2 separate regions of the Homo sapiens genome follow, and region 1 is linked to region 2. Evidence: read pairs that join two places in POLR2A ChIA-PET (ENCODE). Cell type or tissue: GM12878. All regions are shown on one strand. Links, peaks and the distances in the headings refer to the core of each region. The heading gives the core; the rest is flanking DNA. Region 1 overlaps LOC107986570 (a long non-coding RNA gene). Region 2 overlaps TMEM170B (transmembrane protein 170B).

Region 1 (5,392 bases), core at 147-5,146, 390 kb after region 2:
AGAAAAATGAAAACAAAAAACTCTCGAGATCACTCTAGAATTAGTTCTATTTTTTCCTGGATTTTTAACCTATAACATTGTTTTCTCTGAAATTTTATTTATTTCATTATATATTCATGTTTATATTTTATAGTTTTTTTCATCCAGGCATGAATGAACTAATTTATTCAACAGGTATATATATATATAAAATGTACCTACCATGCTATGAGATGGAAGGTCTGTTGATTTCGTTAACAACTAAAAGGTATATTTGATTCATGTGGTAGTCTAGACCCATGCTTGTATCTATGCATGAGCTATTTGTTTGTTCGCATATTTATTTAGTTTTAGTTGTCTGTATGGGAATTCATAATTGGCTTGAGGGCAGAAGCTGGTGTTCTGCTTACCTCTGTATCATAAGATCACGTAGATAGTAGGTGATTAATAAATGTTGAAATAACGTTAAACAAATTACACCAACTTTCTTAATGGAATTGAGACAAATTATAATTAAAAGGTTTATCCCATCAGTATCAAATTCAAAGTATCTGGGAAAATCTTGCAGAAGAAATCGGGAAAGATATTAAGATGTAGTTAGTGCAAATTTAGGCTATAAATTAGACTCTGAGCTTCCTGATAGCCAGAGTAGGAGGAAAATTTGCCAAGGTACATTGGAAACAGTGATAGGTCCTATATTTTTATTTTATTCTATTCTATTCTATTCTATTCTATTCTATTCTATTCTACCCTATTCTACCCTACCCTACCCTACCCTACCCTACCCTACCCTACCCTACCCTACCCTACCCTACCCTCCCCTCCCCTCCCCTCCTCTACTCTCTACTCTCCTCTACTCTCCTCTACTTTTGAGACAGAGTCTCACTCTGTCGCCCAGGCTAGAGTGCAATGGCACAGTCTCGGCTCAATGCAACCTCCGCCTCCTGGGTTCAAGTGATTCTCCTGCCTCAGCCTCCCAGTTAGCTGGGATTATGGGCACCCGCCACCGCGCCTGGCTAATTTTTGTATTTTTAGTAGAGACAGGGTTTCACCATGTTGTCCAGGCTGGTCTCAAACTCCTGACCTCATGATCCGCCTGCCTCAGCCTCCCATACTAATAGATTTTTATTATTATTTTACTACATTAGAGGCCTTTTCCATTTATAATTACATATTTTTTGGGATAATAAATATTGATTCCACAAATTACTTTTTTTTTTTGCATACACTGGGTACTTGTAGTAAAAAGGAAAGCATCGAATAATCTTATGAAAAAATAAAAGTTCATCTTTCTGAAAGTGAAACCTCCTTAGCCTTTTTAATTTAGAACTGATTAAATTCCTTCCCTGTTTGAGATTATAAACTTTACATATAAACTGTGCCTAAAGCAAACCAAAAGCCTACCCCAAACTCCTACCAATGAAAAATACGTAAGAAGAAGATCAAAATACCTGGAATGGTTGATTGACCCCTAGAGTAGATGTGGGCATTGTGTATAAGAAATTTTCCTCCAACAGTGATGTACAGTAACTTGAGAAAATACACCTAGAACCATTTATGAATTCTCAAATGAGGAAAATATCTAAACATTTCAATGAACAAAGAGCTTTGGTTGCTAATTAAGAACTGACAGTAGAGGTTTTTGATTTTTTTCTCCAAGATCATTTAATGTTCAGGTGATCCTAGGGAGGTCACAAACCTTGTGAAGCCTCAGTTTCTTAACCAGCAAAACGAGAATCATAATACCTGCCTCATAAGAAATCAATGCAGATCAATGAGATTATGTACATGGACAAAGTTTACAAATTATAAAGTTATAATTTTGGTCCTATAGATTCTAGCATTGACAGCAGTTAAACTTGAGTTGGGAAGTAGTCAATTTTTTGCAACCATGCATATATGATTAGTCAAATTCATGTAAGTATAACTAATTTCATCTGCTGCTGAGATCCACTTAATTTTTTTGCTCTGTAAATGGATACAATTTAAAAATGTATTGAGTTCAGTGGCTCAAATGAATCTGTATTGCCATTCTTACTACACAACTTGATTTTATATTTTAAAAGCTTGTCTTCTGTAAGAAGCATGAATTCACAGTGTCTCTCCATAGATTTAATACCTGTTTATGTACAATCATCATGCAGGATAGTCTTATGTGTGATGCAGTTCTTCTTTTTCCAGCATATTCTTTTCTTGGCATTATTTACACTTGGTCTGAATAAGCACATTTAGATAGCTTAATGGTACAAGTGATTACACCATGCTTTTGAGCTTTTATGAGGAAAATTGAAGTATATAATTATACTTTTGCACAAACTGGTTTGACTGTTCTCAAAACAAAACAAAAGAAAAACCCTGACTCTACTAATTTTTCAAATGGCTGCACCAGCATGTTTAGAAGCAATCAATCAGCAACAATCACATTTCAGATAAACCTCAAGGCTAAGATGTCACCAAGGCGAATAGGAGAAAATGATCGGCTCCAGTGGACGTGCAAAAACAAACTTTTTAAAGGAAAGCAAAGATCACAGAGTCCCCGATCCATTCCCTGGGGCTACACAGTGAAAGGATGGATGCTGGTGAGAGCTGGAGAAATGCTACAGAAGGAACCAAACTGTCCCTTCTGGTCTGCCAGGCTGGCACACAAACAGTGGAAGGGAGCAGTTGCCAAAGGAGCAGAGGCACAAGCTGGGACAGAGCATGAAGGGCTTGAGAGCGTCCAGTGGCAGGAAGACAGGGAAATAAGGAACTTCCTTATCCTGACAACATCTGAACCTCCCCCACCGCTATAGGGGGAGCAAGCCCAGCAGTCATGGTATCTGAACAACGCAGGCTGTGAACCTTGGCCAAGCCACTTTCCCTCCGGAGCACCTGCTGATCTCTTTTCTTGACAACTCCCTCTGTAAGGCAGGGGGTAGATGGCCCAACAATCTCCTGAGTCCTTGTCTCATTCCTTCATTCTCTTCCAGCTAGGGAGCAACTGCTGGGATTGCAAAGGTTTATTTATTTATGTATTTATTTATTTATTTTTGGTATTTCATTTTCTTTAATTGCTTGTGTCCAGCAAAAAAAAAAAAAAAAAAAAAAAACTCTATACTTCTATATGTAAAAAACCCTAAATATGGCTGGGAGCAGTGGCTCACGCCTGTAATCCCAGCACCTTGGGAGGCCGAGGTGGGTGGATCATAGTGAAACCCCCTCTCTGCTAAAAATACAAAAATTAGCCGGGTGTGGTGACACACACCTGTAATCCCAGCTACTCAGGAGGCTGAGGCAGGAGAATTGCTTGAACCCGGGAGGCGGAGGTTGCAGTGAGCCAAGATCGCACCACTGCACTCCAGCCTGGGCAACAGTGAAACTCGGTCTAAAAAAAAAAAAAACCTAAATATGGGATATCTGTTTCTGCATATACAAATAAAGTGTGTGACTTCTGGAGCCAGTTCCTTTCACGTGTATGAAGAGGGACAGAGATTAGTAATACTGCTTAAACGTGCTTACAGCCTAGTGCCAGGTGTACATATTCAGATTTTTTTATTTCTTAATTTGAGTAATGCCTTTTAAGCCACATTAGGTATTTCTTTGACAATAGCAAAAGGAAAAAAATATATATCATTTATGACGTTTCACAAAATCTCAGTCTCGCCATTTATAAAGTTCACAAGTTTACAAATGGCTAATAGAGATTCCCAAGAAATTACCTGATAATAAGAGTACTTACCTGTGACTCTTCAACAATATTCACTATTACAACAATATTCACTATTTTAAATTCCAGAAGTCATTGAAGTGCTAATTTTATAATAATACTCAGTCAAGGTATTTAGTAGCGTGGTGATAACAGTACTCGGGAATATCCTATTCATCCTCCTATTTCTTCCAGCCTCCTTGCAGTTAGACAGGGTCACATAACTGTTTCTGGCCAATGGATGTGAAAGGAAATGAAGTGTGTCACTTCCAGGCCAAGGCATGGAAAAACCTTGAGCAATTCTCTAGTTCTTTAAATCTGCAAGGTTGACAGAAGTCTATAAGATAATAGAGACTTTAGATTGAAGCAAGCTGCATTGCAAATCACTGCATTGGGCAGTGTTTCCCAGACCCATAGTGGACATTACCTGAGTGAGAAATAAGCTTTTACTGTATTTTTAAAAACCCTGAACTTTAGGAGCTGTTATTTACTGTAGCAAGCGTAGCCTGTTCTAATACAGAGAAGAATGGGTTTCAGTTTTGAGAGCTAACCAAAAATCTAGTTAGACTCTTAAACATTTCAACGTTTTAATTAAAGGCTTAGTAGCATGTATCAAGAACTGGAAGGCTTTTTCTACAAAGGACCAGAAAGTCAATATTTTAAGGTTGTGTAGGCCAGATAATCCCTCTCATAACTACTCCACTCTGCCATTACAGCATGCAAGCAGCCATGATAATTCATAAAGTAATGATCATGGGTATGCTTCAATTTTGTATTTATGAAAACGGGTAACAAGCAGAATTTGATGCACAGGCCACAGCTCACTTCCCCCTCTGATAGAGCATCACTGTTAAATGTAATAATCTTGGCCGGGCATGTAGGCTCATGCTTGTAATCCCAGCACTTTGGGAGGCCAAGGCAGGCAGATCAATTGAGGCCAGGAGTTTGGGACCAGCCTGGCCAACGTGGTGAAACCCTGTCTCTATTAAAAATACAAAAAATTGGCCGGGTGTGGTGGCAGGTGCCTGTAGTCCCAGCTACTGGGAAGGCTGAGGCAGGAGAACCACTTGAACCCGGGAGGCAGAGGTTGCAGTGAGACGAGATTGCGCCACTGCACTCCAGCCTGGGCAACAAGCGTGAAACTCTGTCTCAAAAAAAAAGTAGTAATCTTGAATACTTAGTGCTCTAGTTTCCCAGGGCTGCTGTAACAAAATGCCATTGGATTGCTTAAAACAACAAATATGTATACAATATATATTTATTATATTATTATATATTATATTTATAATAAATTATAATGTATTTATTAAATATATATAATAAATTATATTTATTATATTAATATATAATATAATATATTGATAATATAAATTATATAATATATAATACACACATACACATATATAAATATATGTATTTAATTTTTCTCATACTTCTAGAGGCTGTAAGTTCAAAATCAAGGTGTTGGCATAGTTGGTTCCTTCTGGGAATTTAGGGAGGCCGTGTGTTCCATGCCGCCAGCCTCACTTCTGATTGTTGCCAGCCACCCTTGGCTTGCGGCGTCATTACCCCAAACTCTGTTTCCGTGGCCGCCTTCTCCCTGTGTCTCTCCCTTCTTCTTTACAAGGATACCACTCATGTTGCATTAAGGGTCCACCTTTTTCTCCAGGATGATTCATCTTAACTAATTATATCTGCAACAACCCTATTTTGAAGTAAGGTCATATT
Region 2 (5,392 bases), core at 193-5,192:
GCAGCCAACAGACACAAGAAAAAATGCTCATCATCGCTGGCCATCAGAGAAATGCAAATCAAAACCACAATGAGATACCATCCCACACCAGTTAGAATGGCGATCATTAAAAAGTCAGGAAACAACAGGTGCTGGAGAGGATGTGGAGAAATAGGAACACTTTTACACTGTTGGTGGGACTGTAAACTAGTTCAACCATTGTGGAAAACTGTGGCGATTCCTCAGGGATCTAGAACTAGAAATACCATTTGACCCAGCCATCCCATTACTGGTGTATATCCAAAGGATTATAAATCATGCTGCTATAAAGAGACATGCACACGTATGTTTATTGTGGCACTATTCATAATAGCAAAGACTTGGAACCAACCCACATGTCCATCAATGATAGACTGGATTAAGAAAATGTGGCACATATACACCATGGAATACTATGCAGCCATAAAAAAGGATGAGTTCATGTCCTTTGTAGGGACATGGATGAAGCTGGAAACCATCATTCTGAGCAAACTGTCGCAAGGACAGAAAACCAAAGATCGCGTGCTCTCACTCATAGGTGGGAATTGGAACAATGAAAACACTTGGACACAGGGTGGAGAACATCACACACTGGGGTCTGTCATGGGGTGGGGGGAAGGGGGAGGGATAGCATTAGGAGATATACCTAACATAAATGACGAGTTAATGGGTGCAGCATACCAACATGGCATATGTATACATATGTAACAAACCTGCACGTTGTGCACATGTACCCTAGAACTTAAAGTATAATAATAATAAAAAAAGAGTGGTCAGAGGTAAGAGGAGAGCCCAGAGAGTGTAGCATGTTGAACTTATTGTAGTATCAGATGAATAAGTCTACTGATGGCTATATTTATTGAAACCTCACTGTGTATCAGACCCTATATAAAGCATTTTGCATGCATCTCATTTTCTATAAAGTGAGCGTATAAATTTATTTAAAATATGTGATATCAGGTGTGATAGGTTAATTTTTTATTTTAAATGACTAACTACATGAACAGTAAAATAATCATAGAATAAACAGTGGCAGTACCAACACATTTAAAAGAAGCCTCAGGCCAGGCACGGTGGCTCACGCCTGTAATCCCAGCACTTTGGGAGGCAGAGGTGGGTGGATCACGAGGTCAGGAGATCGAGACCATCCTGGCTAACATGGTGAAACCCCGTCTCTACTAAAAATACAAAAAGTTAGCCAGGCGTAGTGGCGGGCACCTATAGTCCCAGCTACTCGGGAGGCTGAGGCAGGAGAATGGCATGAACCCTGGAGGCGGAGCTTGCAGCGAGCCGAGATGGCGCCACTGCACTCCAGCCTGGGCGACAGAGCGAGACTCCGTCTCAAAAAAAAAAAAAGAAAAAAGAGGCCTCATTAGATTGTCACATTCCATCTCATGACTTTGGCTAAGTAGATTAAGCATTGAAAGAAAAAGATTTTTTTCACCAAACTTTATGCAAATAGGAAGAACACAATTTCTTACTGGAGTCCAGTTGCTTGTGTTATGATAATCATGGAATATAATCTAAGAGCATATATCTACTTGTTGTAGTAGGACTTGAAAAAAATGAAAATAGCTTTGAGGAATGTAGGTTACTAGATCAATTAACATTAGCTTATTAACATACTCCATTACTCCCCTTCATTTGGTATGTTATCCCATATACTTACATGTACATCAATTTTTCTAACTTTTTATAAATAAAGACGGGGTCTCGCTGTGTTGCCCAGGCTGGTCTCAAACTCCTGGACTCAAGCAGTCTGCCCACCTTGGCCTCCCAAAATGCTAGGATTACAGGCACGAGCCACAGTGCCCTGCCTCTAATTTTTTTCATAATCCTGTCGTGGCTTATATAATTTTTTTTTTTTTTTTGAAGCAGAGTCTCACTTTGTCACCCAGGCTGGAGTGCTGTGGCGCAGTCTTGGCTCACTGCAACCTGTGCCTCCTGAGTTCAAGCGATTCTCTTGCTTCCGCCCCCAAGTAGCTGGGATTATACAGGTGCCCACCACCATGCCCAGCTAAGTTTTTTTATTTAGTAGAGATGGGGTTTCACCATGTTGGTCAGGCTGGTCTCGAACTCCTGACCTCAGGTGATCCACCCGCCTCAGCCTCCCAAAGTGCTGGGATTACAGGCATGAGCCACTGTGCCCAGCCAATTTCTTTTTTTTTTAGCCAACGCTTTACCCTGACGGATTGTATGATTCTTATATAAAAAAACGTATACCCAGGGTTTTGGTACTAAGGAAGGAAAGTGATGTATTTCCTTCTTAGAAATTTTACTTTTAGTAGTTAACATTTCTTTAACACCTTTTAATGTGCTTGGCATTGTTCTAAGAATGTTACATGTATTATTTCATTTGAGCCTCACAATAATCCCACGAGGTAGACACCATTATTAATTCAGTTTGTAAAAGTGAGGAAACAGGCAGAGATTATTTTGCCCTTGCTTACGGAGTGTCTAAGCCATGACTTGAAAAATTACCACTCAACTGCAGTTCAGTTGAGCAAACATTTGAGTAACTTTACCATGGACATGGTGCTGTCAGAGATACAAAGATAAATACATAGCGACTATTTTCAAGAAGCTTATATTCTTGAGTATTAACTTATACATCTTTGTATTAGTTATCTATTGCTGAATGACATTACCCCCAAATTTAGTAGCTTAACACAAGACACATTTATTTTCTCATACAGTCTCTGATGGTCAGGAATGCTGGTTCTGGCTCAGGGTCTTACAGTGTCCAGTCAAGCTGTCAGCCAGGACTACTGCATTCTCTGCAGACTTGTCTAGGGCTGGGGGTTCAGCTCCCAGGGGCATTCATGTGGCTCTTGGCAGGTGGTGGGAGGCCTTCTCCATAGGGCTACTCACAACTGTTTTTTTCAGAATGAGAGATCACACACACATAGACACAAACACACAGTAAGAGAAACCAAAACAGAAGCCACAGTCTTTGATAGCCTAATCTTGGAAGTGATATACCATCATGTCTGCTGTATTCTATTGGTCATACACAGACCAGCTCTGGAACATTGTGCGAGCAGACTGCACAAGGGTGTGGTAGGGACTCTTGAAGGCCTGCTGGATGCTGGCTAAGACAGTCTTAAAGGTGGGTATGGGGAGAAAGGAATGAGGCTAAGGGAAGACTAGGGGCATCATAGCAGGTGAGGGAATGAAGTGTCTGTAAAAACAAGGTGATTAGAAAAAGCAGAAAACTGTCTCGATATGTAAAATCATGTTTAAATAGCACAGTCTAGCATTTTCAAGGATTAATCCTGATATTTCTTGATTATAAGTTATGTGCCAGTCTCTGTGGTAAACACTGATGAACAAAAGTGAAAATGTCAGTCATTATCCATAAGGAGCTCAGTGATCTAGAGAAGCTAACCTTTAGATTAAGTAATTCTTTTGTGGCTTGTTGAGTTCAGGAAGAACCAGGCAATGGAACTGTGAAGACAGCACAAGAAGAGGTTAAGAGTGGAGCAGGAACCTGTTCATGGGAGGGTAGAGAGGCAGGAGAGGTGAACTGCCTATGGGTTGGTACTACCAGGACATGATTATGTTGCTGCTCTTGGGTGCCTTGGAAAGCAAAGATGTTTTCATCAGTAATATGAAACTGGATTTTCATTATACAGTTTTTTCCTTCTGTCACTCCCTACCATGAATTACGTGAATCTGTCATGGTTTCCAGGCCTGCGTATCAGAATCACCTGGAACTGTTCATACAGATCCATGGCTCCAGTCGATAAATGTGGAATTAGGATCTTAGAACAAGGCCTAGGATGCTGCCTTGTAAACCAACTCTTCAGGAGATTTTGTTATTGAGAGCTTAGTGGTTGGGAACACCCGATTTTTTTAAAATTATTTTTTGTGATCAATTTATAGCTATCTTAACGATGTATAATAGTTAATATGGGAGATTTGGACTTATTAAAATTTCAGTATAAATGACTCACTTATTTCCAAGAGCATATGATAACCCAGATTTTTTTTAAAGTGACTTGTCTTTTAACAGATTATATTAAATTTATCTTTTGAGAATGTTTTCTTCATTTGTATGCAGTATTAGCCATAGAAAATTATCCTTACTAAATTATAATACAGTTATCCCTGAGTGTCGTCATCCAAAAGACCACTAGGCTGGCTAAATAGTAGAAAGGATAGTTTTATCAGCAATATCAATTTGCAAACCAGGAAGAGACAGTCTCTGCCATGTGCATGTGCAGAAAGCACTGTCTCTTCATAGAAGGGAAGTTGAGGTTGGGTTTTATTGCCTCTCAGAGTTTGTATTACACAATAGAGTCATACATATTCAGCAGGTTTGGGGGAAAAGCTATACATATTTATGAGAGGAGCTGAGTGCATGCTCAGTGGGTAAACATGGGTAACATATATTCTCTGTTTACTTTGGGGCAAGGTTTTAGCATTAAAATGAGGTAGAATTTGACTGTGTCAGAAGGTGAACTATGGGATGCAAAGGCAGTCTGTGCACAGTCTCTATGGTATAGTATGACTGGTAGAGACTGGCTTAAGGTCTACAATTGCTTATCAGAAAAGAACGTTTATAAGGCTGGTCCTGTGTCTAATCAGAGTTGTGGTCTGGGTTGTAAATCAGTAAGGGGTGGTCTGATAGCTCCTATTGTCAGGGAGTTTAGAGCCATAGGACTTTAGAAATTCGCCATGCCGCCTGGGCCCTGAACCCTTGACCTGTAGGTAACTTTGCTTCCTTAATCTTAGTTTCGGTCTTAGTTGATAAAGAGGTGTCTATTTTGATCTCAAAGTATATATGGGGGATTGATTCTAGGACCGCTGCATATACCAAAATCCTGCAGTGGCCCTGCAGAACCCATGTATGTGAAAAGTCGAACCTCCCTGTAGGTGGGTTTTGCATCCTTAGAATATTTTTGCTCCATGTTTAATTGAAAAACAAAAATCCACATGTATGTTGGACCCATGCACTGCAAACCTGCATTGTTCAAGGGTCTACTGTATCTTAAAAATTCTAAACATTTTAGTTATATTAAATCTGAAGTATATAGGAGAATCAAACATTAAAAATGTTTATGTAAATATGTTAGGTGAGCAGCTATTGGAATTTCCACCTCCCTTCTTGGATAATTGGGGTTCTGCTAAATTTTTTTCTAAAAATAAAGATTTGAAAGAAGTAATAGGATCCTTGAATGTATGAGTCAAAAAATTTTTTAGCCTCAACTTCTACTAGCTAGTTTTTTTTACTTTAGACAAGTCATGTATTTCCCAGGCCTGTTTCCTCACTTATAATACTATCTAATGTAAATAGTTTTCATATTGATTAAGGGAGAGCTGATCTAGAAATTTTATGAGTTAAGAAAAGTTTAGAGGTTTTACTAGGATT

The links. Peaks named below come from ENCODE experiments on the same cell type or tissue, not always from the same donor. Only the 100,000 strongest peaks of a DNase experiment are listed, where the experiment ranks them.
Region 1: POLR2A ChIA-PET joins it to region 2 with 6 read pairs; 2 of 35 experiments call an interaction of 5 or more read pairs at or near these places.

Annotation. Positions count from the first base shown.
Region 1 is chr6:11,935,983-11,941,374 of GRCh38, forward strand. All of the region lies in intron 1 of LOC107986570 (a long non-coding RNA gene), which reads left to right. Among named protein-coding and RNA genes, the nearest start is that of HIVEP1, 74 kb to the right of the region's middle. RefSeq lists an enhancer at 2,571-2,630. In GM12878, for the core only: no CTCF peak of the experiment used is centred there; a DNase peak (open chromatin) is centred at 2,659.
Region 2 is chr6:11,548,302-11,553,693 of GRCh38, forward strand. The region is part of intron 1 of TMEM170B (transmembrane protein 170B); the gene reads left to right. Among named protein-coding and RNA genes, the nearest start is that of TMEM170B, 13 kb to the left of the region's middle. In GM12878, for the core only: no CTCF peak of the experiment used is centred there; no DNase peak of the experiment used is centred there.